Linked DNA regions of Homo sapiens: regions 1 and 3 are each linked to region 2. A link is a loop called in an ENCODE intact Hi-C map of the cell type or tissue named here. Cell type or tissue: endothelial cell of umbilical vein. All regions are shown on one strand. Each heading gives the region's core, and the rest is flanking DNA. Links, peaks and the distances in the headings are about the cores only. Region 1 has its middle 65 kb from the start of LINC00520. Region 2 has its middle 100 kb from the start of TMEM260. Region 3 overlaps PELI2 (pellino E3 ubiquitin protein ligase family member 2).

Evidence for each region. Hi-C counts contacts between places; a loop is a spot of excess contacts. Peaks named below come from ENCODE experiments on the same cell type or tissue, not always from the same donor. Only the 100,000 strongest peaks of a DNase experiment are listed, where the experiment ranks them.
Region 1: it touches region 2 in a loop (12-fold over the local background); 25 of 110 quality-filtered maps call a loop at or near these places.
Region 3: a loop joins it to region 2, with 9 times the contacts of the local background. A loop is called at or near these places in 9 of 110 quality-filtered maps.

The regions. Positions count from the first base shown.
Region 1 is chr14:55,726,046-55,737,223 of GRCh38, reverse strand. No RefSeq gene overlaps it. Among named protein-coding and RNA genes, the nearest start is that of LINC00520, 65 kb to the left of the region's middle. In endothelial cell of umbilical vein, for the core only: a CTCF peak has its summit at 5,134 (motif pointing left); a DNase peak (open chromatin) is centred at 5,123.
Region 2 is chr14:56,469,375-56,480,552 of GRCh38, reverse strand. No RefSeq gene overlaps it. Among named protein-coding and RNA genes, the nearest start is that of TMEM260, 100 kb to the left of the region's middle. In endothelial cell of umbilical vein, for the core only: a CTCF peak has its summit at 5,932 (motif pointing right); a DNase peak (open chromatin) is centred at 5,942; H3K27me3 peaks cover 154 bases.
Region 3 is chr14:56,242,467-56,253,644 of GRCh38, reverse strand. All of the region lies in intron 2 of PELI2 (pellino E3 ubiquitin protein ligase family member 2), which reads right to left. Among named protein-coding and RNA genes, the nearest start is that of LINC02284, 63 kb to the left of the region's middle. RefSeq lists an enhancer at 2,575-3,075. In endothelial cell of umbilical vein, for the core only: a CTCF peak has its summit at 5,951 (motif pointing left); a DNase peak (open chromatin) is centred at 5,964.

The DNA of each region.
Region 1 (11,178 bases), core at 2,072-7,071, 740 kb after region 2:
CCAAAGTGACTTGCAGGGACATGAAATTGAGCCAAAGCCCCCAGTCTGTTGAAACATAGTCATCTGTTTGAAGTTAAGTGTCTACTTACTTAGGAAATAAGAACACAGAAGAAAACAGACAAAGAGTAAACTCTGGCATATTGAACTCTGGGAGCTTCTCTGCCATTCTCTCTTTGAATATTGCCTCTTCCTCATTCTCTCTTTCTACTCAAAATGTGATGTATGGACCAGGTGTGGCTTCACCACCTGGAAGCTTGTTAGAAATGCAAAATAGCTGGCACCTCTCAAGACCTATGGAATCAGAATCAAGAACTCAATGAGACACCTAGGTGAACCATATGCACATTAAAATTTGAAAAGCACTAGTTGATATTCTTTCCTTCTGGAACTTCTATTAAATCTATACGAGTCAGGGTGGCTCATCATATCCCATCACAGAACAACCAGGAGCAGGAGAGTGTGGGGCCTGACTCCTGCTGCTGAAGCTTCCATCTGGGGGAAGGAAAAAGAATTTATCTTCTTAATAGTTTGAAAACTATTACTCAGTCTATGTAACATCTCTTTGGCCACATCATTTTAATACATAAATCAAAATGTATGTATTAGTCTGCTAATAAGACATACCTGCTAATAAGACATACCTGAGACTGGGTAATTTATAAAGGAAAGAGGTTTAATAGACTCACAGTTCAGCATGGCTGGGGAGGCCTCAGAAAACTTACAATCATGGAAGAAGGGGAAGCAAACATGTCTTTCTTCACATGGCAGCAGGAGAGAGAAGAATGAGAGCCAAGTGAGGGGGGTAGCCCCTTATAAAACCATCAGATCTTGTGAGAACTTACTCACTATCACAAGAACAGCATGAGGGTAACCGCTCTATGATTAAACTACCTCCCACTGGGCCCCACCCATGGCATGTGGGGATTATGGGAACTACAATTCAAGATGAGATTTAGGTGAGAACACAGCCAAACCCTATCAGTGGCTAACTGCCATAAGAAACAACCTTAAGATGTCAGTGGCTTAGCAGTGGTTTCTTTCTAATTCATATTCAAACTGAGGCAGCTGAGCAGAGGAAAGGGAGAATTCGTCACTCAGGAAGCCAGAAGAACTTCCATCTTCTCATGAAGGAAGAGAGTATGTGAGAGATTGTAGGAGAGATTGTCCAGGCAAGAGGAAAGTGCTGCTCCTCCTTCCTGCTCATGTCTCATTGGCCAGAACTCAATCACAAGGTCCACCTGACCACAACCAGCTAAGCTGTGTGGTCTAGAAGTGCACCCTGGTAGAAAAGGAGGAACTCAGATACTGGTGACATGAATGTGTTGTGCTTATTCTGTGCTCCATGTCTCAACCTCCTATCCCATATTCCATTTGTCTATCTTTTGGTGCTGTATCCTGGGTGATTTCTTTATCTCTACCTTCCAAATCACTAATTCTCTCTCACATTCAGTCCAGACCAACCTTTGTCAAATGTTTTCTTAAAGGGCCCGGTAGTAAATACTTTAGAGTGTGTGGCCACATCGTCTCTATTCAACTATTCAACTCTGCTATTTGTAGTTCAACAGCAGCCTAAGACAATATGCTAAAGAATGGGCATGGCTGTGGTCTAATAAAACTTTATTTACAAAATCAGGCAGCTGGCCCACAGGCTAGAGTTTGTTGATCCCTGGTCTAGACCACTGCTATGGTTTGAATGTGTGTCCCCTTCAAAATTCATATGGAAATTTAATCCCTATCATGGTGGTATTAAAAGGTGGGGCTTCTAGGGAAACGATGAAGTCAAGAGGGCTCTGGCCTCATGAATGGATTAATGGCCTTACAAAAGAGGCTGCAAAGACAGTTCACCTTCTTGCCCTTCCATCCTTCACCATGCGAGAACATAGTGTTTCTCCCCTTCCAAGGATGAAGCCACAAGGAGCCATCTTGGAAACAAACACCAGGTCCTTGCTATACAACTTGATCTTGAACTCCCAGCCTCCAGAATTGTGAGAAATAAATTTCTGTTCCTTGTAAATTCAGTCTCAGGTATTTTATTAATAGCAGCATAAACATGTTAAGACAGATTTTTATTTTAATTACTTTTTTTTGTTTTCTAAATTTCTATCTCTTGTTCAAATCTGCCTGTTCTTTTTTATAAGGTCTTGTTTTGCTGTATGGATTCTATTTTCCCTTTATTCCTCTGAGTGTTTTAAACATTTATTTTTAAGTTCATTTCACATCACTCTATTATCTGTGATTCCTCTGGGATACTAACTGGTCACCAGGGGAAGTGACCAGCAAACAGCTGAGCCTCACCATATCCCACCACAGACCAACTGGGAGCAGGAGAGTGTGGGGCCTGGCTCCTGCTGCTGAAGCTTCCATCTGCAGGAAGGAAAAAGAATTTCTCTTCTTAATAGTTTGAAAACTAGTCTATGTAATATCTCTTTGGCCATGTCACTTTAATACATAAATCAAAATTTGTAATATCTTTTATCACAAAACAAGCACAAGTAAAGAGTAGCAGTTATTAGCTTATCAAGATGGCTGACACCTCCCAGCTCATACAGATGGTGTTGCACCCTCTGCTTCAACAGGCTCAGTGACTGGGAGACCTCCCTCCAACTCAAAGCACCTATTCTGGGAGGTGCTTAACATCCTTGAGCCTCAATTTCATCATCTATGAAAAAGAGCTAATAATGCCTACCTTACAGAAATGTTATGAAATTTCATTAAAATAATATAAATAACAGTGCTTGACCCAAAGTAGGTACTCAACAAATATTTCCATACGGAAGCACAATCTGATGTCTGTGTCTTATTACTGATGTCACAATCTCATTAAAAATGTCTTATTTATCTTGAACTAAAGATATGTTCTAATTCTGCCCTGTTGACTATGTAGAATGGGTCTAATTCTTCTTCCAAGAAGCTCTCAAATACATGAGGGTGATGTGTCATGCCCTCTTCACCAAACTTTCTCTTCTCTAACCAAATGCCCCCAAGTTCCTCCAACTAAACAAGAATTTCTTGTCTCAAAAGTAACTAGAAGCTCTTGGGCTCTAGTGGCTCCCAAGACGGAGCTCAGCACCAATAACACACCCTTTGCCCCTGGGGATCCCAAACTTGATCTTGTGGATATGGGTAAAGTTCATGATCAGCCAAATGCTTTCTTCATTATACAAAATTCAGGGGAGTGTCTCCATATCCTCTCCCCATTCCCAACACTGATGGCAAACCCTGTTTTGTTTCAAGGAGCCTGTTTTAGGATGAATATGCTCTTCACCATTGAAATCCAGTTCTGAACCTTTGAAGTGACATTTATTGTGGTTTTAGGAAAGGTTCACTGGAGGTGAGAAGTGACAGCTCTGGGTGATAAATCAAATGCAGCTCAGTTTTAATTTAAGGGAAAACCATCATCAAGTCAGCATGGCTCAGGCATCAGCCAGCCCTGGCTGGCAGCTTGTGATTTCTTATGTAAATGGTAAAGAGAACATTGAACGGTGACAATTTCTTCAGCTGCTAGGATGAGCCGTCAGCTTCTGTTCTCTGCTTAAACTTGACATCTTAAACTTCTGGTTAGAGGAGAGTCATGTTAACAAAAACGTTTCAGGACTAATCATAATCATAAAGCCTTTCTTAGAAACAACGGTACTTATACAGCATGTTACACAACACACCTGGTCTGTTTTGCTTCTTCAAAGCAGAATAGTCTAGCTTGGGATAGTCTAGCACTGCCTGTCCAACACAGTAGCCAGTAGCCACATGTGGCCACTAAGTGTTTGAGATCTCGCTAGTTTACATTAAGCTGTGCTAAAATAGAAGTATAAAATATGACACAGAATTTCAAAGATTTCATACAAAAAATGTAAAATATCTTACTCATAATCTTTTATGTTGATTTTATGTTGAAATGATAATATTTTGGATATAATAGATTAACTACTTATTAAAAAGTAATTTCACCTGTTTCTTACTGATGTCACAGTCTCATTAAACATTTTTCCATTGTGGCTGATAGAAAACTTTAAATTACACATGTGGCTCACATTTGTGGCTACCATTATGTTTCTAGTGGACAATGCTGGTCTGAAAGGCAAGGCAGGGAGCTGGAAATCCCATGTTTCTCTAGCTCATCCTCTCGGTGCAGACTCAGAAACAAAGGAGCTTACCATCAGAAGCTATCACGGGTTTTACTGTTTCTTTGTTGGTTAGACTAGAGCAGTGGTCCTCAAACTTCAGTGAACATAAGTGCTATGGACTGAATTGTGTCCTGCCCTGCCCCCCTCAAATTCACATATTGATGCTCTAAATTCCCCCATGTGATTGTTTCGGAGATAAGGCCTTTAAGGAGGGGATTAAAGTTAAATGAATCATAAGGGTGGGGCCCTGATCCAATAGAACTTGTGTCCTTATAAGAAGAGGAAGAGGCCAGGAGCCGTGGCTCAGGTCTATAATCCCAACTCTTTGGGAGGTCAAGGAAGGCAGATCACTTGAGGTCAGGAGTTTGAAACCAGCCTGGCCAACATGGTGAAACTCTGTCTCCACAAAAAATACAAAAATTAGCCAAGCGTGGTGGCATGTGCCTGTAATCCCAACTACTCCAGAGGCTGAGGCATGAGAATCGCCTGAACCTGGGAAGCAGAGGTTGCAGTGAGCTGAGATTGCACCACTGAACTCCAGTCTGGGTAGAGCTTCTCTCCCCAATATATGAGGACACAGCGAGAAGGTGGCCATCTGCCAGCCAGAGGAGAGCCCCCACCAGGAACTGAGCCTTGCAGGAACCTTGATCTTGGACTTTCAGCTTCCAGAACTGAAAAAATAGATGTCTGTTGTTTATGCCACCCAGTCTGTGGTACTTTGTTATGGCAGCCTGAGCAGACTAAGACCATAAGCATCACCTGGTGAATTTGTCAAACACACAAATTCCCAGACCCTCTTCCTGAGAAATACTGATTTTATTGATGTGGGATAGGCCTGGGAATTCACTTTTCTTTAGCAAGCATTGTAGGTACATATATGTGGACCATACTTTGAGATACCCTGGACTACAAGAAACATAATTATCTGGACTCCTTTGGCACTGTTGCCGGCCTGAATTGGACCCCCAATTCTGCCACTCCAGCAGTAGTAGCCAAATTAGTTTGATCATGGGCGCCCCCTTTTGGTAAAGCATTTTTGAGCATGCAACTCACCACACAGCTATACTTAACTGATAAATTACATATGCCCAACTGTAAATCATATACTAAATATTAGTAAAGATTTTTTACATAAAAATAAATACAGAAAAGGAGTTATGCTGTTTTCTTTCTGGGTCCCAGTGGGCCATCTTTAACCTGTGGAAGTCTCTCACTGAACACAAATTACACAGCTTCATATTTCCTTGCCTTTGCATGAGTTCCCATCTGCAATCTGTGCAGTGAGAAAATGCCTATTTATGCCTCAGGATTCAGCTCATAAATCCCTGTGCAGCTCTTTATTCCCCCTCCGTCTCCCACAGGTGGAGTTATTCCTTCTGCCCCTCTGTGCAGCACCTCTGTACTAATGTCACCTCTACTGACTTATCACATTGAATTGTAAGTATTTGTTTAACGTTTCCATTCCTTAAGGACTGTGCTTTATGTATCTCTGTTTCACCTGGGCCTTACACACAGTTCCTGGTACATAATGTTTTGTGTTTCTTTGGTTGGTTTGGTTGGGTTTTGTTTTTTTTCTTTTTTCTTTTCTGTTTGTAACAGGAACAAACCAATGAATGTAAGTGCAATTAACCGATACTTGAAGCAAGCCACCGCCCTTCTATGCACAAGCAAAATCACCCCAGTGCATGTGAAAAATAACCCACATTAAAGGGTGCAGTGCAAAAAGCTATCTAAAGACATACTGGGTTTTAAGTTTGAGTTTACAAAAACATGTATAATTCACACAAGAGCTGAGGATGAAAGCAAACAGCTTAAGCAGCCAACAGCATAAGGAGCAGAGAAGAAGGATTTTTTTTTAACTGATCTTTTTTAATTGTTTAATTGTCTTAAGATCAGGATCCCCTGGCAAAGTCACAATGGATGGTTTGTGAGAGGTCTCAGTACATCTTTGTGAGGCAGGACAAAGATGGATGGGGAACAAGAAAGCTTTTAAGGGCATTACAATTTATTATCTATATCCAGGTCTGCACTGCACAAAATGAAGGAATCATCTGGTCCAAACTCAAAAAATTGTGGCTAAGAGTATCACCTTTTGGAAACACAGACCTGGCTTAGGGTGTATAATAGCAGTGTCCTTCCTCTGCAAGGTCTAAACAGCCTCATTACTTAGGAAATTGTCTTCCCTGTTCCTTCACATATCTCTTACTATCTCAGTCTGTGCTTCTCCTGTGGATTATAAAGGGCTGCCCAGGCTGGAAGAATTTACTGGCACCCTCTCACATGTGCTAGGGTGCAGGCTGATGAAACAAATGCTTTGTCACTTCCCTGTTTACACAAAAGCTTTTTCTCTCAGCAGGAACTTGAAAGAAACTAAGGTGAACATAATCAGTTTATCTTCTTAGACCCACTTAAAAGGATTGACCCTGTGATATACTGGAAAGCAAAATACAAGTCTGTTTATAAATGGCTTTTTAAGGTGATTAACAAGTAACATTAGCAGGTAGAAAGATTTCCATACTGTTTCCCCAAGAGTAGGGTTGCCAAATGTTGCAAATAAAAATATGGAATGCCAGTTAAATTTGAACAGCAGATAGATAATGAATAATTTTGGGGTATAAATATGTCCAAATATTGCGTGCACCCTAAATTTTATCAGGCAACACTACCTCAAAGGGAAAAGGCTGTACATAACCCTTGTGGGGAGAATGTCTTCCCATTGGCTGAAAGGTATATATTAATAAAAACATAGGCCCGAAAGTTGAGATATCTGAGTTCTCTTCTAGATTAGTTTTTCATTAATTCATCAATTCTTCATCCCTAACAGTCTAGTGCCATGTACTAGGTTAATTCCTTAATAATAAAAAAAAAAAAGTTGCTGGAGAGAAACATGGTCCCTGACTTCTTTCAGCTTATAATCCAATGGTGTGACCCTTAGCCTGCCTGTGCCCCATTTTGCCAGCTGTAGAATGAAGCGGTTGATCACCTTGGGTTTATGTTTTGCAGAGTGTATTCTATACTAATAGATATTCCATCAAAGAAGGTTTTTGTGACAAAAAATATAATAAACATTGAGTTAAAAAGTTAATAGCATTTTACTGTAAGTCTTGTCAACATTTTAATGAGCTAATCATCATCATGACCCCTAGATGGTGACTTACTGCAGAACCATCCCTTCGAGGAGCCACTCTGGGGACTAGTGTTCTATGGAACACACTTTGGGAAATGCTGCCCTAAGCCAAGAACTAAAATTCTTTGTAAGTCTGTACTTGCCTTCTTTCCCTTCTCTGCCTAAAATGTTCTTCATCCTTAAAGAGCCAGCCCATATGTTTCCTCCTCTGTGAAGCCTTTCCTTCTGACTTCCCCCCAGTCATCACTCCCCACTGAGAACACATAGGGCATCACAAGGCAGAGACATTTGTCTGGTTCAGTTCTACATCCCAGCACCAAGCAATAGGCCTGGTCAGTACAGTGAGTTATGCCAGCAAATATGCTTTCTCATGAATAAGTAAGCGAATTAACACACACTGCCAACCAAGTTACCCTGTCCCCTGCCTTCCCATAGCACTTTTTTTGGTTGTAATATAATTATTTAATTCCTACCCTCTTTATACTGGAAATATTTTGAGGACAGCAAAGAAACATTATTAATTTTTCCATCCCTAGTAAATAAGCTCAGTCCCTGGCACATGCCTTGCTCTCTATAAACGACAATAAATAGCATTTACTGCATCACTCTTTACCAGGTACTCACATGAATTATTTTATTTCATCTTCACAACAATCTCATGGAAGGCATTATAGCAGATATTGTGGATTGGCTTGATCATCCTCCATACTAGAAAGCTGAAAACTATTTCCCAAATTCCTTTGGAGCTCAGGCTTTGCATATAGATTAGGTTTCATAAGTTATAAGTATTTGCATGAGTTTGGGAAGGTGAAAATGAGGCAGAGGCCACTTCTTGCCCCTTTTAGAAATTTCATTCTGGCAAGCAAGGGTGTGGAGATGTGATCCTTTTCTGCAGCAGGACTGCAGTCCTTCTCCAGCTTCCTGGGCATTTAAAGCAGAACCAGTAGCAATACAACATTTCAGCTGTGTTTTTAAACTCACCAGTTCCCATCGTGCTGGCTTCAGAGGTACAGCTCCCCTAGTACGTCAGTTCTGTGATAGGGAATCACTGCTCCTCCAGCCCTTTCAGCAACTGTGTAAGTATATAGTTCCTTGTATTAAATCCCTTTCTGCTAAAACACCTAGAAGAGTTTTAGTTTCTTGTACTAAACCCTTGCTGAGACAGAAATTACTATCATTATCCTTTCTCCAGAAGAGAAAACTAAAGTATAGAGAGATTAATTTATTTCCCCCAAGGTACCAAGTGGCAGAGCCAAGATTTGAACCCAAAGGCCATATCCTTTTGTTATCCTCCTCTCAACAAGATCACACAGGGCAGGGTTGCCAGTAGAACTCAAGAAGGAAAAACTGCCTTCATTTACCAGCCAACCACTACTTAAAATTACTAGTAAAATGTAAAACTGTTTTTACATTTATGAATTATGGCATATCCACCTATGGAATATTATGCAGACATTAAAAATAAAGTTGTATAAAACCATAATAAAAGAATATGGTGTAGAGCTCTATGTTAATAAATTTGAAAGCCTAGATAAAAATTTTCTAGGGAAATATTTATCAAAATTCAAAGAAGTAATATAGGAAAAGAATGATCGATAACTTTGATAGCAATTGTATAAGTTGCAAATAGTTGCCCCTGCAAAAAAAAAAAAAAAAAACACCTAACATAAGTGGATCCATGGATGAATCCTTCTAAATTTTCAAGGAACTGATCATTCCAATGCTACCTGTTTCAGAGCATAGAGAAAGAAATAAAGCTTTCCAGTTCTTTTCAGAAAACCTAAATACCAATGACTTAAAACCCAGCAAAACCTTAACAAAGAGAATCCAGCAATATATTAAAAGGGTAATATGTTTAAAGTTCATATGGAACCAAAAAAGAGCCCATATTGCCAAGACAATCCTAAGCCAAAAGAACAAAGCTGGAGGCATCACGCTACCTGACTTCAAACTATACTACAAGGCTACAGTAACCAAAACAGAATGATACTGGTACCAAAACAGAGATATAGACCAATGGAACAGAACAGAGGCCTCAGAAATAACACCACACATCTACAACCATCTGATCTTTGACAAACCTGACAAGAAATGTGGAAAGGATTCCCTATTTAATAAATGGTGCTGGGAAAACTGGCTAGCCATAAGTAGAAAGCTGAAACTGGATCCTTTCCTTACACCTTATACAAAAATTAATTCAAGATGGATTAAAGACAAATGTTAGACCTAAAACCATAAAAACCCTAGAAGAAAACCAATACCATTCAGGCCATAGGCATGGGCAAGGACTTCATGACTAAAACACCAAAAGCAATGGCAACAAAAGCCAAAATAGACAAATGGGATCTAATTAAACTAAAGAGCTTCTGCACAGCAAAAGAAACTACCATCAGAGTGAACAGGAAACCTACAGAATGGGAGAAAATTTTTTGCAATCTACCCATCTGATGAAGGGCTAATATCCAGAATCTACAATGAACTTAAACAAATTTACAAGAAAAAAAAAACCCCATCAAAAAGTGGGCAAAGGATATGAACAGACACTTCTCAAAAAAAGACATTTATGCAGCCAACAGACACATGAAAAAATGCTCATCATCACTGGCCATCAGAGAAATGCAAATCAAAACCACAATGAGATACCATCTCACACCAGTTAGAATGGCGATCATTAAAAAGTCAGGAAACAACAGGTGCTGGAGAGGATGTGGAGAAATAGGAACACTTTTACACTGTTGGTGGGAGTGTCAATTAGTTCCACCATTGTGGAAGACACTGTGGCGATTCCTCAAGGATCTAGAACTAGAAATACCATTTGACCCAGTGATCCCATTACTGGGTATATACCCAAAGGATTATAAATCATGCTACTATAAAGACACATGGACACGTATGTTTATTGCAGCACTATTCACAATAGCAAAGACTTGGAACCAACCCAAATGTCCACCAATGATAGACTGGATTAAGAAAATGTGGCACATATACACCATGGAATACTATGCAGCCATAAAAAGGGATGAGTTCATGTCCTTTGCAGAGACATGGATGAAGCTGGAAACCATCATTCTAAGCAAACTATCACAAGAACAGAAAACCAAACACCGCATGTTCTCACTCATAGGTGGAAACTGAACAATGAAAACACTTGGACACAGGGCAGGGAACATCACACACCGCGCCTGTTGTAGGGTCGGGGGCTGGGGGAGGGATAGCATTAGGAGAAATACCTAATGTAAATGATGAGTTAATGGATGCAGCAAACCAACATGGCACATGTATACATATGTAACAAACCTGCACATTGTGCACATGTACCCTAGAACTTAAAGTATAATAATAAAAAAAGGGTAATAGGTTAGGCAAGTTTTATTCCAAAAATACAAAAGTAATTTAATATTAAGAAATCTATTCATGAGAGCATCCACACTGATAGGTTAAAGGAGAAAACTCATGTGGCCATATAAATACATGCCTAAAACAGAATTTAATAAAATTTAATACTCATTCCCCAGAAAAACCCTTAATGAGGTAAGATGATATGGATACAGGAATATGTAGTGACATCTATAACATAATAAATATATTTAAAGAAGGGAGAATAAATAGATAAAAATATAGGTCTTAAAAGAGCTAGCTTAACATTTATATGGTGAATTACCATGGAAATAATCCTGTTAAAATCAAGAAGGAAAGTTGTCCACCATCTCTACTTTCGTCCAGCAATATTCTGGTGGTTAATGCAATTAGACAAAAGAATAAATACAGTTTTTAGCAGCTACTAAGCTCTCTGCCAGCACCAGTGATTTCTCTGATAGATCCCTCTGTGGAACCAGCACAATGCCAACTAAACTCTTAAATGACCAGGGCTTCCTCCAGACCCCTACCCTCTGTCCAGCCTTGTCATAGTCTTACAATCAGTATGACCAT
Region 2 (11,178 bases), core at 3,401-8,400:
TATCCTATAAAATGAATAAGTGGCAGGTAAGTATGGTTCAATATGTGTCTACTGATATTAATAATGTCCAGTTGAGTTGAAATATGTAGGAAAGTCTTTGAGGGAAGGAAATACTTTCCTGACTCTAAATGGCCTTTTGCTTGTCATATTTACTTGGATGTCCAACAGAGATTAACTCTTTATGTGGATGTGATGGTAGATTTCACTTTTAAATCAAACAATTAGCAAAAAAAAAAAAAAAAAAAAAAAAAACCATACAGGAATGGAGGCAAAAGCTTCCAAAGTCCAAACAAATGCCATGTAAACATTCCATGATCTACTTTTACTTTTAGATGGTAGATCATGTGTTGAGAATTTACATGAGTTAGCATCAGAAAGTATCACAAGCCCATTGTACACCATCTTTCCCAAGTTTCACAATACGTGGGAAATTAACATTTGGGTTGCCATTTTTTAAATTAAAAGTATGATGGCTTTTTGCTGACCCAGATGATCCCTTGTCTACTTTCATCAAAGGCACAGTGTGAGAGAGTAGAGATTTTACTATATTGTCTATTTCTCCAAAAAGGCCTCACCTAGCACTGGCCTTCTCATCAGGATGGGTTAGCTCCTTGCTAAATGTTAACTGCGGACCAGCAGAATCGACATCAGCTTCATCAGAGGAGCTTGTAAGAAATGCAGAACCTCATGGCACACTCCAGACTTATTGAATCAGAATCTACATTTTAACACGTTCTCCATGTGATTTATACGAACATTAATGTTTGAGAAGCACTGGGTTAATTGACGATTAAGAAATATAGTGCATCTGTTTGCCCTACTCTCCATCTGTTGCCCAACACACACACACACACACACACACACACACACACACACACATGCACACACACACTCTTTGGGTTTAAAATTAAAGAGCAGACTGGTCAAAATCATGCAAAATCATGAATTTGCAGGATTTAACTGCTGAATGCAATACTAAAAATCATGTAGTCACAACCCTTCAAATGGCAGAGATTAGTAAACATCTCCCACTATTCATTCTCCCCTTCTGCCCTGTAGTAATAGAACTCTCCAAGGTTTATCTGAGCACACCACACAACAAGACAGTGCATTTCCCTAGCTCCTTTACAGCTAAGAATCGCCATGCTATTAAATTTGAATCAATGAGATATGAGCACAAGAGACACATTCAACTTCCAGTCAGTTCCTCAGCAAAGTAGCAGCTTTTCACAAGCTTTCCTTTTTCTGATGGCTGGGAAGCAGCAACAGCTACAGTAGATACCTTGGGCTCAGAGATAGAAGTCACACACTGAGAATAACAGAGCTACTAGCCATCCCAGGTCAATAGATGACCTTCTGTAACAGAGCAGCCCAACTATCCCAGAATGCCAGATCAGCCTGGGACATGGAAGGGAAATTAAGCTCTCTCTCATCCTACCCATTGAAGTCACTGTGATTTTAAGTCTCTTGATGGCAGCTTAGCCTTTGTGCTCTGATTGATTACTTCACAAGTGAGGAACTGAGGCCCAGAAACTGTATGACTTATGGTGAAAATATCACTTACGAATGTAAAAATAAGCCAGTGGAAAATATTTAAAGATTTTTAGGCCAGGCATTGTGACTTACACCTATAATCCCAGCACTTTGGGAGGCCAAAGAAGAAGGATGACTTGGGGCCAGAAGTTCAAGTCTAGCCTAGGCAACATGGCAAGACCCCCCTCCATTGCTACAAAAAATAACAAATTAGCCAGGCATGGTGGTGCATGCCTGTACTCCCAGCTACTTGGGAGGCCAAGGCAGGAGGATTGCTTGAGCCCAGGAGGTCAAAGCTGAAGTGAACTATGATCACACCACTACACTCCAGCCTGGGTAACAGAACAAGAACTTGCCTCAAATAAATAAATAAATAAAATTAAAGATTTTTAAAAATGTATACTCAATTTTATAATGAAGACATTTTAAATGTTTTGAGGCCAGATGTGATAGAACACTGGCTTTCCTGACTAAGCTTCTTGGCTTGGAGGTTTTCTCTTAGCTACCTCTGAGGGATATGCATACTTGTTTATCACACAGCAGCTACTTGGATGAATGAATAAATAAAAGGATAAAGTGAACTCTGTTTTTACTAAACCACCAGGTTAAAAAAATTTTTTTGGCTTCTGCTTATTTTGAAGAATGTAATCTTAAAGTGCATCTTAAGTTGACCACTTGACCCATCTGCCACCATGAAACAAAGCGACAACCAATAAAGGGTTTCAAATAGGCACAGTTTTCATAGTTTTTTGAGTTTTCCTTTCGAGTAGATACATGGGTGGGTGGGGGGAGTAGTTATAGATCTATGTGTTTGCATTGGGTTAGGACTAGAGTTCAGCGTTATTTTTTTCCTCTTTGGTTTGTGGTCATGCCTTAATAGTCATTAAACCAAAGTCATAAAGACGGTTGAAGATACAGGACACGGTATTGCCAACATGAGGATAGTTTATTGGCTCCATGGTTCAGTCACTTTTGAATTCAGATAATGTTTGACCAGCAGACTTCTTAACAGATTTTCTAGAATCCTATTTCTATCATTACAAGTTAAATTGTCACTTTGCTATACAAAGATCCACACCTAGTCACCCAGTTATATTTATCCAATGATAAAAAAACAAAACGCGACTATATGAGATCATTTTAAAATAAAAAAGTAATGAAACACTAAACAATCACTCCAGGTTGTCTGTAACCATAATAATTCATCATAAGGTTGCCCCACAAGGAAGGATTGCATGCATAGACGTTTAAGCAATATGTAGACTTATAACTTTTATTTTTCTGTTTGCTAATAGTGCCTATAACTGAAACAATGAATTATAATATTGACAGGGACTCAATGAATCCAATACAAAGTTGTCTAAAACTATCAAAATGATATAAATTTAATGTAAACAGAACCACTTAAAATATTTTAAACACATGATAAAAGTCTGTAAACAATTCATATCTCTAGTTTAATTTTTGCATTAATAAGTCATATTCCCAAATCCAATTAAAGTCTCCTGTTTACAGAGTGGTTCTCAATCTTGGCTGCGTATTAAAATTATCCAGGGAGTGTTAAAGATCCCAAAGTTTAGGCCAAACTCAAGAAATTCCATCAGGATCTCTAGGGGGTGGGACCTCAACATCAGTATTTTCACCTTTGGTTGTAGTAGGGATGTTGATTGGGTCAACAGGTGTAAACTATTAACCAAGGGTGACAGATGTTCATTCAGAATAAAGGGACACCAGATGTTCACCAGGCATTGCTTTCCAAGAGCTATTATTTTCCATCTGAAACACATTTGCCTTCATCAGCTCTTTCATGTCTCTTTCACCAAAGTCACCAAGAGGATTTAGTGCACTCGAAGTAGAGGGACTTTTTTTTTTTTTTTTTTTTTTTTGAGGGCTTTTCTGAAAAGCTAAGCCTGAGAGAAATGAATAGTTTCTTATCCTCTACATAGAACTCCCATTTAGCTCATTGACCTGCAGAAAGGTTTTAAAATAGCCAGGTGATGTTTTAAGCGGGTGCCTTGTATCCTATGTTAGTCTTCCCAAATGACCAATCCAATCCAGCAGGTTTTCCCATTTCTCCTTGAGCTCAGACATTTTATCCCTAATCTGTCAGCACAGGAAATTGTGAGCAGGTATTTTATTTCATGCAAGAGCCAGGAAAAACACAGAGGTGGTGTAGCTCACTGCTTTGAATATGTGTTCAGTGGGACTGGAAAATTTTCCCTAAAACAAAATTGTTCTATCTCTGGTGAGCAAGGCTACCCCACACTGAGGACCAAAGATAGCATCCGATCCTCAATATGCTTCTGTGTGAAAATGAAAATGAGCAATATTTTTAGTAAAATTAGTAAAAAGTACATGCAATATAGCTTCTAAATATAACATCATCCACATAGCTGTTCAACTGCTTTGTTTAGTTTTCTCAGTCATACATGGCAGAGCAAACTACAAAACATCATTTTCCTTGACATGCCCATCCAGAACCAATTGTTTAAAACTGGATGTTTAAATTTGGGCATTTAGAATTATTAAATCACCAGGAGCTGAACTGTAGTGAATTGTAAAGAAAGGTAAGAACGTGGCTAATCAAAGTCCTCTTCAATTCAATAGGTATTTGCTGACAACCTAATATATACCAGGCATGTGTGTGGAATGAAAGGGTTTCTCTTTCAGCTGCAGCATTTCCCCATTATGCTGAAAGGGCTAATTTCAAACTGATGATGAACCTCTGTTTCTTCAAACAGATGATGAACCTCTTTGTTTCATGGTTTTTGTTTTCATGAGTTATCCAACAATTTCACTTTCCTGAAACCAGATTCTGCTACAGACGCCCCTCAAGGACTCCAAGGTATATCTGTTCTTTTAAACAGGTCTATGTATTGCTCAAATACCTATCAGACTTCTCATGGGACAATCCAAATTTTTCATCTCTCTGGCTTCCTTTGTTTAAAGAAGTTAACATTGCCACGATTCTTGGTTGTTATATTCTATTATCTAGCTTACAATATACAAAGACTCCCTGGCATTACAGCTATTTCAAAGAGGTCATATTTTCAATTTTGTAAATTTTCCAAATGAATATCATTTGAAATATTTAGTTTAAAACGATGCTAGCTTTCTGAGAACCTGTCATAATTTTCCCAGTATAGCCTTAACACAAAATATGTTAGAGCAAAATAAAATCTCTTTAAATCTTTCATTTCAGAAAATGACCTTCAATGCAGTCCATAAGCATTTATTGAGTACTGTGGGAGATCCTAAGATTGAAATACAATTTTTTTGCAACTAGGGCCTTATAATTTTAATGGAGAACCAAAATATAAAGATATGTATGTATGTGTGTATATGTGTGTGTATATATATATATACACACATATATGTATATATATACATATATATACATATATATGTATATATATACATATATACATATATATGTATATATATACACATATATGTGTATATATATACATATATATGTATGTGTATATATATACATATATATATATGTGTGTGTATATATATATATATATATATTTTTTTTTTTTTTTTTTTCTTTTTTGAGACAGAGTCTTACTTTGTTGCCCAGGCTGGAGTGCAGCAGTGTGATCTCGGCTCACTGCAACCTCCATCTCCACCTCCTGGGCTCAGGTAATCCTTCCACCTCATCCTCTCAAGTAGCTGGGATTACAGAGATGCGCCACCACGTCTGGCTAATTTTTGTATTTTTTTGTAGACAACTATTAGCGTGCTTTTGCCATGTTAGCCAAGCTGGTCCTGAACTCCTGGCCTCAAGTGATCTGCCCGCTTTGGCCTTCCAAAGTGCTGGGATTACAGGCATTAGCCACCATTCCCGGCCTGTATTTATATATTTTAAGGGATTAAGATAGCAATGAAAAGTAATTTTCATGGGCCTTCCAGGGAAGGGGAGGGTGAGAGGAAAGAAGAGAGGAGAGAGAGAGACAAAGTTTGGGGTAGGTGTCCACAAGCAAGTAGGAACTTAGAGTCTTCCTGAAGTCATCTACTTTGCAGGGGAAGGGTCTTAATAATGATAATGTTAATAATAATAACTAATGTCTATTTGGTGTCTGTACACTGCACGTCCTGATATTAAATTGTTGTTCACTTACTGTTCGCTTAGAATATTCACATAAAAAAATATTTATTAAGCTTTACCATGGTGCTGGGATACAGAAGAAAGAGTGGATAGAAGATAGCTATGCAAATAAAGAAAGAAACATATAATAGAAGTAGGCACCGAGTGTGGCCATGTATTTCCTCTTAAGTGGCAACACGTTCTTGCATTTTTACACAAAGCTAGAACTCATTGATACTCAGAGGCTGTAATGAGAATTTCTACGGAATGTAGCTTTTATCTCTGCAGTATTAACTTTGGTCAAAAGATGGCAGCAAAGTTCAGCTAGCTCTTCGGAAACCACTTCTCAAAAGTGAGGGGAGAAGGGAGTAACTATTCACATCTTTTACAGGTTAATGGGCAAGTTGGGGAAAGGTTGTCTTGCCGCCTACACATGAAATTGTTTTCGAATTGTATATCACAATATTTATTAAACATTAAAATATCACAAGTTCAATGTAAGCCAGGTTATAATATTCAAATTATATTTATTCATTCACTTGTTAATTTACAAATGTAAATATTCATTAATTTCCCAAATGTTTTAGTACCTGCTAGGCATTAGCACTACACTGAGAGCTGATGATACTTGTCGACCAGAATATACACAGTTCCAGCTCTCATTGAACATAGGGCCTAGAGTGGGAATGATATTAAAAAGATAAATAAAGAAATGAACTTGTAATTAATTATTCATAGAATGTAATTACCTGTGGTAATTATATTGTATTTTTTCAGTTTCCTAGTACTTGAGAGTAACAGAAAATACTCAAGCATTTATTTTTCAATTGCTTGACTAATTATTCAGTTGCCTAGGACAGTACCTGGCACAAAGTAGGTGCTTAGTAAAGAGCTGTTAAGTGAGTGAAGGAGTGTAATTACAAATCTGAGATACACATGTCCAGAACATGACTGGAGACAAGTTTCTAATGAAGGAACATGACCTGGGTCTGGGAAAGTGATGTAGGTCTGAAGGATGAGTAGGAGGTAACTAGATGGCTGTGTATGTGTGTGGATTGGAGGTGGGGAGTCTCTGGGCATACAGTAGACCATGAGTAAAGGCCCTGTGACGATGGTGGTTGTGGGGTAGGGAGGGGGTGGAGAGGAGGCATGGGAACATGTCTTGCTACAGGGAACTAAAAGACCAGTGCGGCCTCAGCACAGGGAGTCAGGGGGTTGAACAGTGATGCACAACATAGACTTTGGTGTAAAGAATGAGTAGGAGAGGGACGAGAGTGGATTTGGGTAGAACAGGTGGGAAGCTGTTGCAGTCCAGGTGAGAGATGGTGGTAGCTTAGACTAGGGGGTGGGCTAATGGAGTGGGAAGTTGTCAAAGTCACCCGATGGGAGCACATGATTATATACAGACTATAGAGTGTGAGGGAGAGAGGAGCTCCAAGGATTACTGACTTGTGCAATGGGGTGTGGTAGAAAGGAAATTCTGGAGGAAAACCAATTTGGGGGAGGAGGGAAGATCCTAAGTTCTATCTGAAACATTCTGAGAATTTGAGACATCCTAGTAGAAATATTAAGTCCATAATTACATTGAAGGGACAGAGCACAGAGAGGTCTGGAGTGGAAATTGATTTGGGAGCCATTGGCATGTAGATGACATTTGAAAAGAAAAGGCCTGGTTGAATCCACATATGAAGAGAGTATAGGGAAAGAAATGGGGACTAAGACTAGCCTTGGGGAACTCACACTAGGTGCCTGGTGGAGAAGGATGGCGGCAAACAAAACAGAAGTAGCCAGAGAAGAAAAGAGGAGAGCCAGGAAAGAGTGTGTGAGTGCAATGGACAGAACTCTGGACACAGGAAGACCTTTCTCATGTTCTGAGAAAGGTTGGCATCTCCATCCTCCACCACAGTCCTTCCATCCAGCCTGTTCATTCACCCATTTAACTGTGGCCCTTGCTAGCTCCAACACAAATGTCCTTGGCTCTTGGTAGAGCCAGTCCCAGGAAGATAATGTATTTTGAGCCACCAAAACTATAGATCATGGCAAATAGAGAGCAAAGAATAATGACATGGACATTGGTGGAAGAATTTATTTACAGTTCCAAAGAAAAAGACCACTGGACTAAGAGTTAGGAAGCCAGAGATCCAATCTGAGCTCCCCCACTGGCCTGCTGTGCCAGTTTAGGGATTTCTCTGGCTATGCTTTATTTCAGTGTTATCATCATTAAATTTCAGGGCAGGAGACTGTGGTGGGTGGGTGGGCAAAGAGAAGGAAGAAAGTAAGAGAAAATAATACACACTCTGCATAATAATAAGCTCCTTATAAAGATCTTATGAGATCAGGTGTCTAAAAGTGCCTTGGAAAACATATAACATCAAATACTTTCCTATATGATAAAAGAATTTTAAAAATACTCTCATAAAAATGGAACCATGCAATTGATAAATCTGGAGAGTTTCCAGGCATTTATTCCTAAAAAGCTGTGTGAATGCCTTTTATCTCTTTCTATCCTGCTGCTAGCACCATATCCTTTTCTAACTAAAAATGAAAAAAACGAAATAAAGAAAAAAACTTCTAAAATCTGTTATTGATGCAAGGAAAAGGATACATATAGATTTTTAACAATATAGATTCAGGACCACCCAAGCTAATGGATTCCAGGCCAGACAGCAAAAACAAAAGGATTACCACTAAACCCTCCAAACTGTTTTAAAAGCTGGGGAGGATAAGTGATGGGAACATGGCGGGCTAGAGGTACCAGGCACCAGACCCTCCACCAAGAAGGACCAAAACAGCAAGAAGATAACCATACCTCGAACAGAACTTCAAGAGAGAACCCCAGAATTGAGCAAGAGAGTGACAGAGCACTTCTGAGGCTTGTAAGGAGAGGGGAGCGAAGCATCCTGAAGCCAAGAGAAATTCCCAATGGCAGGCGAAAGATAAGTGAGAGATCCAAAGTGGTCCACATTCCCACAGTGAACTCTGCAATCCTGGCTATGGGAAAGCCCTTAGGCCCCTGTGGGCCCTGAGACTAGTATGGGAGCTGCTTGGAGGCCACATAACGGCATTGTTCTGCGGGGGGATTTTGTGCTGGGTCCCAATCCCCCTCCCCTACCCAAGCAGTTGCAGCACAATAATATTTTGAGAGCGCAGCCCTCACCAGACTCCATCCTGTCCTGGCTGCTCACAGCCCCTGCATCTCCATATTCCCAGCGCCACACTGGGATCTCTCATGTCCACCTGAGAGCTACAGTACTGCAACTGTGGTGAGTCCCAGTGGCACAGCTCTGTACCCAGCAGTCTGGTCAACACAGTGTCCTACCCCCCAGAGAACAGGTGCAGTGCACCACGGAGGCTGCCCCTGGGACCAAGGGAGCCAAAATGTGTGCCCCCCAGAGCCTGAGAGCCTCCTGCCCTAGGCTGCGGTACTGACACCAACCCTAGCCCCTCCAGGAGCAGAGCCACCACACTTCTGCACAAGCTGTCAGGATGCCTGGGGATTGGCCCGCCCCAGCTACTACCACCAGCTCCCATGCACATGCCATCTGGGGTCCTGGGGATAGGCTCACCTGCTGCCGCTACTGGAGCTTGCACACACTGTCCAGGGACAGGCCCATCCTACCCGCTGCTGCACCCCTGGACCATGCTCACCCAGCCTGCTGCTGCCGCTGCCAGCTCCCATCCGGGGACCTGGTGACTGGTCTGCTCAGCCTGCTGCCACCACTGCTGGCACCCATGTGAGTGACCCAGGGGCCTGAAGGTTGGCCCCCCACTGCTACTGCCACTGCTGACGCCATATGCACATCTCCCAGGCGCCTGAGAACACACCTTCCCAGCCCACCACTGCAATTGCCTGCACCTAAGCAAGCCGCCTGGAGGCACAAGGATGTGCCTGCCTGGACCTGCCACTGCCAGTGCCAGCATACACCTCCCAGGCCTCCAAGGACTGGCACACCAGGCCTGCCACTGCCACCACTGGTTCCTAAAGACTGGCCCACATGTCATCCCCATCCCCAGCAAAGCTTTGCCTCAGGCTCCACTGCAGCCTAAACCACTGAGAAAATCACAGAAGTCACTGAGGCGGATTATAGCCAAAGAAATCATACAGAGACTATAGTATTGCACCCACCCAGAATCAAAGCCAAAGCACCCTGGCTGACCAACCTTGTAGAAAGCTCTTTCCCTGTGAAAGCCTATCCGTAAAACTGGGAGCAGTGCTGTCACACCAGATGTGAAGATATCACCCTAAGGAAACAAGAAGCATGAAAAAGCAAGGAAACATGACACCTCCAAAGGAACACAATAATTCTCTAGCAGCAGATCTTACAGAGAAGGAAATCTATGAAATCCTTGAAAAAGAATTCCAAATATTGATATTAAAGAAACTCAATGAGCTATGATAAACACTAGATACGAGAGAAGGGGCTTCAGTGGCTGACTGGAGGCACCAAGCACTGGCTTCCTCCACAAAGAAGAAATAAAACGGCAAGTAAGTAATTACTCTCTCAATAGAGCATCTGAGAGAGAACCTTGGAATTCAACAGAGAAGTGACAGGACACACCTAAGGCAAGGAAGGAGAGGGAAGGGAGGCAGTCTGCTCTGCTAGGATCAGCTAGGAGCCCAAGAGTGAGGAACCTACTGTGAGGAAAGGGTAGAAGAGATCCTCAGTGGTCCACCTCACTACTGCCAACTCCTGCAATCCTAGACAAAGAAGAGCCCCACTCCATCCTCACGGATCCTGACACTAACACAGGGAGCTAGCTGCCTGCAGACGGGGCTATGGCATTGGTCCAGCAAGGTAGCTCACGCTGGCTCCCACACACCACCCAAGACCTAAGCAAAAAATACATGGTGCCATTTTGAGAGCCCAGCCCTCACCAGACTACATCCTGCCCTGGGGCCAAAGAGGCTTGCACCTCCCCATCCCTGGAGTTCCATTGACACCCTGTGCCTGCAGCAGCTGCTGTTGCTGGCTGCTGCAATGGGGGCTAAAGTGAAAGCCACTGATAGCAACCTCAGCACCCCTGGCAGGGGGGCTGTCACACATTTGCAAGTTCCCTGAGGACAGAGTCCCCCATGGGCAGCCATTGCTGCCAAGTGCCTAAGCAAGTCCCACTTGCAGTGACCCCATTCCACCTTGGTTAAATTTGCTTTTGTTGCTTGTGTTTTTGAGATCTTAGCTATAAAATCTCTGTCTAGACCAATGTCCTAAAGTGGGTCTGCTGTTTTCTACTGGAAGTTTTATCATTTGGGATCTTACATTTAAGTCTTTAATCCATCTTGAATTGATTTTTGTGTATGATGAAAGATAGGGGTCCAGTTTCGTTTTTCTGTATATGGCTATCCAATTTCCCCAGCACCATTTATTGATGAGACTGTCCTTTCCCCAGTCCATGGTCTTGGTGCTTTTGTCAAAAATCAGTTGACTATAAATTTGTGGGTTTATTTCTGGGGTCTCTATTCTGTTCCATTGAACTATGTGTCTGTTTTTATACCAATACCCTGCTGTTTGCATTACTATAGCTTTCTAATATATTTTAAAGTCAGGTTGTTG
Region 3 (11,178 bases), core at 3,125-8,124, 230 kb after region 2:
CCTTGTAAGTTGTATTCCTAGGTATTTTATTCTCTTAGCAGCAATTGTGAATGGGTGTTCACTCATGATTTGGCTCTCTGTTTGTCTGTTATTGGTGTATAGGAATGCTTCTGATTTTTGCACATTGATTTTGTATCCTAAGACTTTGCTGAAGTTGCTTATCACCTTAAGGAGTTTGGGTCTGAGATCATGGGGTTTTCTAAATATACAATCATGTCATCTGCAAACAGAGGCAATGTGACTTCCTATTTTCCTAATTGAATACGCTTTATTTCTTTATCTTGCCTGATTGCCCTGGACAGAACTTCCAATACTATATTGAATAGGACTGGTGAGAGAAGTCATCGTTGTCTTGTGCTGGCTTTCAAAGGGAATGCTTCCAGCTTTGGCCCATTCAGTGTGATATTGGCTGTGGGTTTGTCATAAACAGCTCTTATTATTTTGAGATACATCCATCAATACCTAGTTTATTGAGAGTTTTTAGCATGAAGAGGTGATGAATTTTATCGATGGCCTTTTCTGCATCTACGGAGACAATCATGTGGTTTTTGTCATTGGTTCTGTTTATGTGATGGATTACGTTTATTGATTTGCATATGTTGAACCAGCCTTGCATCCCAGGGATGAAGCTGACTTGATCATGGTGGATTTTGATGTGCTGCTGGATTCTGTTTGCCAGTATTTTACTGAGGATTTTCACATAGATGTTCATCAGGGATACTGGCCTGAAATTTTCCTTTTTTGTTGTGTCTCTGCCAGGTTTTGGTATCAGGATAATGCTGGCCTCATAGAATGAGTTGAGGAGGAGTCCCTCTTTTTCTATTGTTCGGAATACTTTCAGAAGGAATGGTACCAGCTCCTCTTTATACCTCTGGTAGAATTTGGCTGTGAATCCATCTGGTCCTGGGCTTTTTTTGGTTGGTAGGATATTAATTACTGCCTCAATTTCAGAACTTGTTATTGATCCTCCTTTTTTCCAGACGTCTCGCTCTCCCTCTATCTCCTCTCTCTTGCAAGAAGCTGTTCTCCTCTTCCTCTCACCTTTCCACTACTAAACTTCCTGCTCCTTAACCCACCCATGTGTCCATGTTCTGAATTCTTTCCTGGCTCAAGGCAACAAACCACAGGTTATTCCCCAGACAAAGAAGGTGTTTCACCAACACTCATCTTACAATACGTTACAGGTTAAATGTGATTTTATATAAATAACTTTACAACTATATTTTCTAAGACTTCTTTCAAAGCTTCTTGATTTGGCAAGTAACAGAATGGGTTACAGTAGTTTACATACAACAGGTGTCCCAGTAAGACATTGTGATATTGATGAACAAGGTATAGGAACACCTCTGCTTTGGGAAATATTACTCTAAAACAGGAGTGTGCTACCATTAGCTATGAAAATAATTTTAAAGGCCTAAACTCCTTTTTATCAAGTCTGGCTACTGTTATAGCACCCTTACCCTAGGCTATGACAACTATATTTACTTGACTATGAATTGTTACCTCCTTACTGCACAATTTCTGGTACAGAGAGCATTCAGTGTTTGCTGAACAAACAAATTATTGAAGCAGAATACCCTATTCTCCCAAGTATCCTAGGTGTCTGAGACATTATTACCCTGTGCTATTGTCAAACTCACCTAATAACAATTCTCAAAGTCCTACATCATAATCCATTTATGCTTCACTATTAAAAAAAAGAATTACGGTGTATACGTTTGGCACCTCAAGCTGTCATGTCAATCTAGATAAGAATCCAAGATGAATACAAATTGAATAGCTAAAACATCCCAAGTGACTACTCTTGATGTGAAGCTTTAACAACTTGTCCTGATATGCTATGCTATGCTAGCTTTAAATAATTAGCACAGCTAACATTTTAGATGTAATGTCCCCCAACATTTATGCTTAGCAGCCTCTTTCCAAGAGTAGTTCGTGTCAAAAACTTGGGTTTTGGACTTGATTTTGCTTACCAATTGCAGAGGCTGCAGGGTATGACGAGACTGAAACAGGGTGTGGAATCAAACAGGGGCTCACAATTACAAGTGCACTACATACCAACCATGAGCACACAAGTGTGTCACTCCACCTCCCTGCATCACAACAATCAACCAACAGGGTAACAATAACGAACTGCTGCAAGGATCAAACAGAATACTCAGCAGAAACTACGGCTGCTTGATCTTAAGTCATTTAAGCTTCGCGTACTAGAACACTTGACTGTAAAGACTCAGCAACTACCCTGCTCGCCTTACAGGATTGTTGCAGGGATAAAATAAAATAAGAAAATAAGCTTGGCTTTTTAAGTTCAAAGTGCTACACAAATATTATGCTACTATCTTCCTAGGAGGATAATTGCATCTGTGAATGGAAGGAGGCAGAAGAAGTAACAATGTCAACTTGGCTCTGAAGGAGCCTCTGCCGATGGCCCTCCCAGGCTGAGCTCCTGCTGCCCGCTGTGAGCAGCTGAGTGCTGGCTACTAATAGCTCACAGACAAACCCTTCTCCAGAGAACTTTCTTTGGCCCACTTAGTCCAGAAATGCCTGGGAGATGGTGCCCCCAGGGGCGGCCTGTAGCTCAGAACCAAGGAAAGAGGGCTGAGCCCCTGCTCAACGTGGGGTGGCTATGTGGCCTCAGAGCTCCCCAGGGGGTCAGGCTGAGGCTAGACTTGGGCTAAGAGCACTCTTTCCCAGCTTCTTCCCTTGCTCTCACTTGCTTCCCTCACCTCCTTCCTGGTTTCTCCTGACAGTACTTCTTCAGTAAATCACTTGCACAGGCTTTCTGTGATGGTTAATACTGAGTGTGAACTTGACTGAAGGATGCAAAGTATTGTTCGGTGGGTGCCTGTGAGGGTGTCGCCAAAGGAGATTAACATTTGAGTCAGCGGATTGAGAGAGGCAGACCCACTCTCAATCTGGATGGGCCCATCTAATCAGCTGCCAGTGCAGCTAGAATAATGCAGGCAGAAGAAAGTGGAATGAGGAGACTTGCTGAGTCTTCTAGTCTTCATATTTCTACCATGCCGCATGCTTCCTGCCCTCGAACATCAGACTCCGAGTTCTTCAGCTTATGGACTCTTGGACTTACATCAGTGGTTTGCCAGAGGCTCTATGGCATTTGGTCACAGACTGAAGGCTGCACTGTCGGCTTCCTTACTTTTGAGGTTTTGGGACTCAGACTGGCTTCCTTGCTCCTCAGCTTGCAGATGGCCTATTGTGGGACTTCACCTTGTGATGATGTGAGTCAATTCCCCTAATAAACTCCCTTTCATCTATTCATCTATCCTATTAGTTCTGTCCCATTAGAGAACCCTAACTAATACACTTTGCTTCTAGAAAACCTCATCTAAGCCACCATATAACTTCTAGTATTGACTTACCTGGCTGAAATCTCACCCCCATCAACAAATAGAAATGTTTCCAGTGTGGCCCAAGCTCTCAGTAGGAACCGTCAGTGCATCAGGCAGTGCTCCACAGGTCCAGCCAGTGCCGATGGCTTTTGGAAATAAGCTTGAAGCCAAAGTTTGGGCAGAAAACATGGCATTACCAGAGGGAGAGGATACAGCCCCATTTGGAGCATCCTCAGTAAGGAGGATAGGGCATTCCAAAACCTACAGGCAAAGGGGACTTCTGCCCCTTAGAGAACACGAGAGAGCACTGATCTTGCTCCCTGTGTGAAACACTTCTCTGATCTAGTCTGTGCACAAAAGTCAAACAGATCTCCCAAAAATGCTCTCCCCACCTCAAAAATATTTCAGTGACATCAAGATTCGCATGACGCATGCTAGGCATGTGTGATCCTTTATTCAGTGACTGAGTCAGGGCACACATTGATGGGACAGAGCAGTGAGAGACACACTCCTGGTGTCAGTCACTCTCAGTCTCTAACCTGAGTTCCCACAGAGCTGAACACACGAGCCACACATTTTGTCAGCCACTTGCTGCCCCAAATGCTGTGTAATTCCTTGTGTGTATTCCCATATTGCCTCCTCAGGGGAACACAAGCCCTTCCTTGTTCATGAGACACACCTGGAGCATGCTCAGTACTGGGGTTACAAAGAACAGTTCTTGTCCCTTAGATACTCACATGGGACTCTGCACCTAATAGTCCCAGAAATATCCGTTGAATTAAACTGACTGCACCTTGGAAGAGTTGAATGGAGGAGGAAGTGGTCTTTGGTGGGGATGCTGAGGCTGCAGGATTTAAATAGGAGGGAAAACGTTATCTGGGGGAGGAGAGGCTTTCACACTGATGTTAACAAACATGTAAATAAGAATAACCAACAATGTGATGAGGGTGGATGGGCAAATGCATGATATATGTAAAGGATGTTAAATGAAAGAGGGAACCATTAATGCCCAGGGCACAGGGCCTTACTTTTCTTCTCTCCCACCCCTATCCCTGCCTGGCACAGAGTAAATGCTCAATACCGCTTGAATTTTAGTGGACGTTAATTCCTTAAGCTTAGAATTCTCATATGTGAATGTTTGGAAACTAAAAGAGACCTGTACCAATCTTTTGAAGCCAATACACACTTCCGAGCATCACATAATCTATATCCCATGGCCAATTCACGGCACCACTATGACAGGGATTACCTGTTAACAGTACTCAAGCCTTTGTGGGAAAGGCCCAACGGAAACACAAACACCAAAACTGGACACAAACTGGGAGAGAAGATGTGCATTTTACTTTTTGAAATGACCATTAACCCTGCTTCCCTGAGACTTCCTAAGAAGAAACATGATATCCTCTACAAGTGGCATGGCAGGAGCAGCCGCAGCACATGGACTGCCCTTCTCATGGCATTCAGCAACCCCCGGGGAGGGTTTTCAACAGCCAAGCCCCAGAATACTAAGGAGCAGCAACAGCCCTCTCGGTGTCTCCTCTGTGCCTGAGCCTGATTAGAGTCACCCCTTTTCTCTACACCTCCCAACCAGCTTCTCATGTTGCAGATTCAAGGCCAAATTCCTGGGCCTGGAATTCAAGACTCCAGGATCCGGCCTCCTCATGGCACCCTTCAGGTCAGCCTCCCCATCCATGCTCCTGCATGCCTTCCTTCTGCTTCCCAACCCTCCATGTTCTCCTGTGCCTCTCCACCAAGGCTCCCTGCCAGCCTGGAGGCTCCTTCTCACAGTCACCCTCAGCAGAACGGTAAGCCACCTCTTGTGTGAAGCTTTCCCTGACTCTCCTGATGATCGGGATGTATCGCTTCTTTTTCTGGGCTGTTTTAATTCTCTGTGCTTCAATTCTTTCAGATTAAAAAAAAAAAGGAATAATGATCTGTATTCTCTCACTTCAGAGTCCTTGATCTTAAAAAGTTAAAGAATAAATTAAAATGTGCGCGAAACTTAATGTTCTCATTATTTACTATGCTCAAAGAAGCCACATATTTGGTCGGCTCATATGACATGTTCGTTGCATAATAGCAGCATGGTAGACGCTGAAAATTATTTTTGGACTGTATTTCACATTTAGGCAACTACTTTTAATGGTTTAAATCAACCCAAATATTCTGAAAATATAGTTTAACTGATTATATTCAATCTGATCGTGCTAAAAAATTGCCAAATGGAGCATCAACACTGGAGCCAGTTACGTGGCAGCTAGCCTAACAAAATCAAAATAGCACTGACACTTTTCCTTCTCTTGGCAATAAAACAGTGGGCATTTTTAGACATTTTTCAGACACTTTCCAAAGTATAGACATCTGTCGTTTATATTTCAAGTTTCTCCAAATATAGAATATAGTGTCATCCTTCCAGACTGGGTAGCAAAGATTACTCACTAAATGACTACTTTCTTAACAAGATTCCATGAAGGCATCTGACAAGGTCTGTCTCGACATTTCTATACATACAATGGAGAAATATAGTTAGAAGATAATACCCAAAGTAGATTTATACCTGGGTGAATGATTATACCTATAAAATCAGTTTCAACATAACAGGAGCCCTCTGGTGGCAACTACAGAATTCTGTCTTGTGTTAATCCATGATTTTCAAGATGTTAACGAAAGTAGGTTGATCACAATTTTTAAAATGAAGCAATACCAAAGACAGTGAATCCACTGATGACAGGGTCAAAATCTACCCAATGACTACATTATAAAAACAGGCCAAATGTAACAAGATAAGGCATTTTTAAAGTGATAAATGTACATTTATATGTGTAGGTTCAGACAATCAACTCTCATGAATAAAGATCTATGCTCAAGCAGTCCCCTGCACCACTATTTCTAACAGCATGCAGACAACCTAAACATCCATCCGTAAGGGGACAGCTAAATAAATTAAGGGGATAGAGTATACTTTGTAGCAACAAAAAGAAAAACTACAGTTGACTGAAATAATAATCGGAAGAATATACACGATAAATCTTGGGTGATAAAAGTAGTTTAAGCATTGTATACAGAGACTGTTCCCATTCCTGTTTTGGTTTTGAAAGAATTCCGTGTGTGTATGTTGATTTTCATACACACATTATGTATGTGTTTGTACATATAATAGCAACATTTGAGCACTTGCTGTGTACCAGACACAATTCTACAGGTCCATTATATTTATTAACTCAATCTTTTCAGAGACACAGGTACACATTCGTATCTCTGTATTTTATTTAGGTACAGAAAGTAAGCAGTAGACCAACAACGTAAAAAGGTACTCTCGTATCACACTACCACATGGTTACTGGGGTGGAGAAGGTTTTTCTTATATATTTCTGTATAGTTTAAAGGTTTTTCAGAAGAATGTAATATTTCTTAAATTCTAAAAAGGAAACGTGGCCAAGATAGTAAGTATGAGAAAAATTGCACAATATAAGTCAATGTATGATGGAATAATTAAATGGGATAGGAGACACAGCGCTGCTACTTCCTAGGTAAATTACCTTGAACAATTTACTTAACTTTTGAGTCTTAGTTTCCCAGCGTACTACAGATAATCAAAACTATTTGCAAAGTAATATGGGTTAAATAAAGTAATGCATAACCATGTCAAGCCCATACTTCCTGGTACACAGTTGGCCTACGTCCGTAAACACTGCTTTTAACAGAGAAACAACACAAAAAAATCACTCTAATCAATACTGGTAGACCACGCTTGTCCTGAAGAGCACTCAAATGCAGAGGCTCGGAGAGGCCAGAAAGGAGAAGGACATGGGAAACACAGGAGGAAGGGTTGAAAGAATTAGTGCAACTTGCCCTGGAAGTGATGTCTTAGGGGAAGATTAGCAGCTTAAGTAGTTATTAACATTAGAGAAAATGTTGACTTTTTCTGTTTGGCTGTGATGGACAGAATCAAAACCAAGGTATAAAAGTTACGGTTAAAGGGAAGGGGGATCAGATTTGAGTGTAAATATATAAACCTTGTAACAGTTACAGCTGTTGAAAATGGTACCAAGTTGCCCAGTAATGGAGTTGTTATTCTTGTCAAGTCATAGCAAACTTTACAACCTCTGTTTGCCCCATGAGAGAAAGTACATGGAGAACGCACCAGGTGCACTCCAGAGGAGATCCATGCTTGCAGAGGAAGGATAAAGTAGATTACTCCTGAAGTCTCCTGTAACTTTAAGATTTATATGATCTATGGCATTCAAAGGCACTCTGCAGTTCGAAAAGTCTATTAGTTTAGTAGCTACAGTCATCTTTCAATGTCCATGGTGGACTGGTTCCAGGACTCCTGCAGATACCAAAATCTGAGGATGCTCAAGTCTCTTACATAAATTGGTATAGTATTTGCATATAATATATGTATTAATACATCCTCCCATATACTTTAAATCATCTCTAGATTACTTACAACATCTAAAACAATGCCAATGCTATGTTAATAGCTATTATGCTTATTGATATACAATACAAAATTTGTATTATTTTTTGTTGTATTGTTATTTTTCCCAAATATTTGTGATCCTCAGTTTGTTGGATCTGCAGATGCAGAACCTGTGGACAGAGAGTTGTAGTATTGCTATTTTGACTAGTAAAACTATCTGGCTATTCTCATTTTTATAGATGAAGAAACAGTTCCCAAAGAAAGAAAATTTGCCTGTATAGAATCACATAAACACCAGGCCAGAATAACAACTCTCCAACCCTTAAGGCATATATTCCAAATTTTGCCAACCAGGAATTCACTTAATGGGCATATTGTAGACATGCAGATAGATAATTATAAAATTAATAATTTTTACATGTTTATCATACATGGTTTTACATGTTTTAGAAAAATATTGATAAAATATATTTTTAAATTAATTTTAAGTATTCCATATCAGCACAATCTTTCATTTGGGTTCAATGACACATTTAGCTTGAGTAATATTCTGGTTCCACATCTAAGCTAATTAATTAATATATTTTCATTAACATCAATTAGAAAATCACAACTCATGCACTGTACAGACTGTTGGTAACTGTTGCAGTGTTTTGTTCTACTAAGGAGTACAGATATTTCCACCAAGGATGAACCCAGATATTATGGAAAAATTTACTAAACGCCTCGCTTGGAATTTATTGGAAACCTAAGTTATCCTTTAAGTCTGGGAGATGCAATGTTTCGAATTAAGAGAAGTGGGAAATAGATTCTTCATTCATTTATTGCTTATATTTACCTCCAGTTGTTACATATGCCCAACATTTATGCTTCCTTGATGAAAATCATACATGCTAGTAAACAGTCAGATCTTAGTGATCCAGTCTCAGCAGTATTATCCAGTTTTAAAAAATTCTATTTCTTATTTCTGTCATTGACCAGGAAGAGACAGATTCAGTCTGAAAAGAGAAAAGCCTATGCAATATGCCATCTGTCTAAGCCAACTGATTATCACAGACATGGTCTTTACTCATATCAAGACCATGAAGAAATATTTTATTTCATACCTTATTCCAAAAAGGTCTCCTCAACAGCTAGCACAACTCAATGGAGAAAAGCTGAGCTATTTAATTGCTGAGAATCTATTTACACAGCCCAGTGGAAAATACACATTCAGTGATGGAGTTTTCATCCTGCTCTTGGTGGAAGAAGTGGAGGGAGGATGAGCATTAGCAGAGTGGCATCTTCCTTGCTGCCTACTCAGCTGGTGCCCTGTCATTAGGAATGTCTGGGAACCTTTTGTTCATTATCAGTGCCTTCCAAATAAACAACAAAAAGAATCTCTCCTGAAGCGAAGGGTTTCAACGACAAAGATTACAGAAAGTCACTGAACATTTCTCCCTCGTGTGTTACACATATTCTAAGGACTGATTCATATTCTACACAGTGAATTCAACAAACTATAAAGTGAAATATTCATTCATGCATGACTGCTTTCCACATTGCATACCCCTGATATTACGTCACATGCAACAGCAGTATTTGATCAACGATTTTGCCAAAAGCTTGTTCCTCTTTCCTTTTGAATATGTTTGCCATCAGTTTGGAGGTTGATGTTGCAAACTTCTCAGCAAATCTACTTTTGCTAGGATGAATGTAACTATGAATGATGCCTCTGAGGTTTTGTTCTATATTCTGGGCCCTTAGTAACAAAATTCATCAGTTTCACCCTGGAAAACACTATTTTGTACTTGATCTGGGAAGACTCAACTGGTTTACTGGAGAGGCCACTGTACTCTGTCTGAAAATGACTCAAAAGCATTGGGGGTTTTATGCCCCTATTTGACAAAGTTTCATAAAAGAGAAAGCACTGGAGACCACGGACAAATAAATCACCTCCCAAGTAAAATTCAATTTTCAGAAAGTCATTATGATACTTTCTATTTACAATTTTTCTTTTTCTGTGACTTGACTAAAATTATCAACCTGAAAGATTAACTGGTCCCTGGATGTTAAGATTCACATTTTATAATGACACTGGGTTTCCCTTCACTATTTATGCTTATGTTATTTTGAGCTGTAGTTTTTCTTATTTTTGTCACTCCTTTTATACTTCAAAGAACCACTTCTGAGGTACTGATCCATTCTTGTGAACTGGATAAAGAAAACAACACAATAATAATGACCCAAAAATGCAAAGGTTAACAAAAGTAAACAAATAACAAACCCCAGTATGCTTACTATGTGCCATGCACTATTTGAAAGATTTCAATTACCTTAACTGATTTACTCTTCACAACAACCTTAGAAGGAGGTAGTATTATCCCCATTTCACAGATAGAGAAACTGAGTTGTGACTTCACTTGCCCAAGATCACAAAGTGCCAGGAACTGGGGCCAGGCGCTTCTCATGCTCTAAACCCTCTCAAACAAGGAGAAAGCCTGCAGAGATCAGTGCCTGTTAGCTCCATCAGGGGCCTCACTGCAATAACGTCATCCCAACCCCCTCACAGCTGGAATCTGCTTAGAGATGTCAACAGCTGGAGGCTCTCAAAAGACACACTCCCAAGTGATGGCTGCCATTCTGCATCTTATATCAAGGGGGAATCACACATTCCCCTGGCAGGTTGGTTCTGTGTTACATGACCTACCAAGTTACTCCCTTCATTTTCTTTTTTCTGTTGTTGTTCTCTGTTTCTAATCAATGGATTAGAAATCAACCAGACAGACATCTAGAAAACTCGCAAATATCTGGAAATCAAATTCGATACTTTAAAATAAGCCACGGATGAAAGGAGTCATAAAAAGGAAGTTAGAAATACATTTATTCAGCTTCAATAGTTTTTGGGGAACAGGTGGTGTTTGGTTACATGGAAAGCTCTTTAGTGGTAATTTCTGGGATTGTGGTGCACCCATCACCTGGGCAGTGTATACTGTACCCAATGTGTAGTCTTTTATCCTTCACTCCCTTTCTCTCTTCCCCCCTGAATCCCCAAAGTCCATTACATCCTTCATATGCATTTGGGTCCTCATAGTTTAGCTCCCACTTACAACTGAGAACATACGATAATTGGTTTTCCATTCCTGAGTTACTTCACTTAGAATAATGGTCTCCAGCTCCATCCAAGTTGCTGCAAATGTCTTCATTTTGTTCCTTTTTATGGCTGAGTAGTATTCCATGGTGTGTATATATACCACATTTTCTTTATCCACTCACTGACTGATGGACATTTAGGCTGGTTCCACATTTTTGCAATTGCAAGTTGTGCCGCTCTAAACATGCATGTGCAAGTGTCTTTTTCATAGAATGACTTCTTTTCCTTTGGGTAGATGCCCAGTAATGGGGTTGCTGGATCAAATGGCAGTT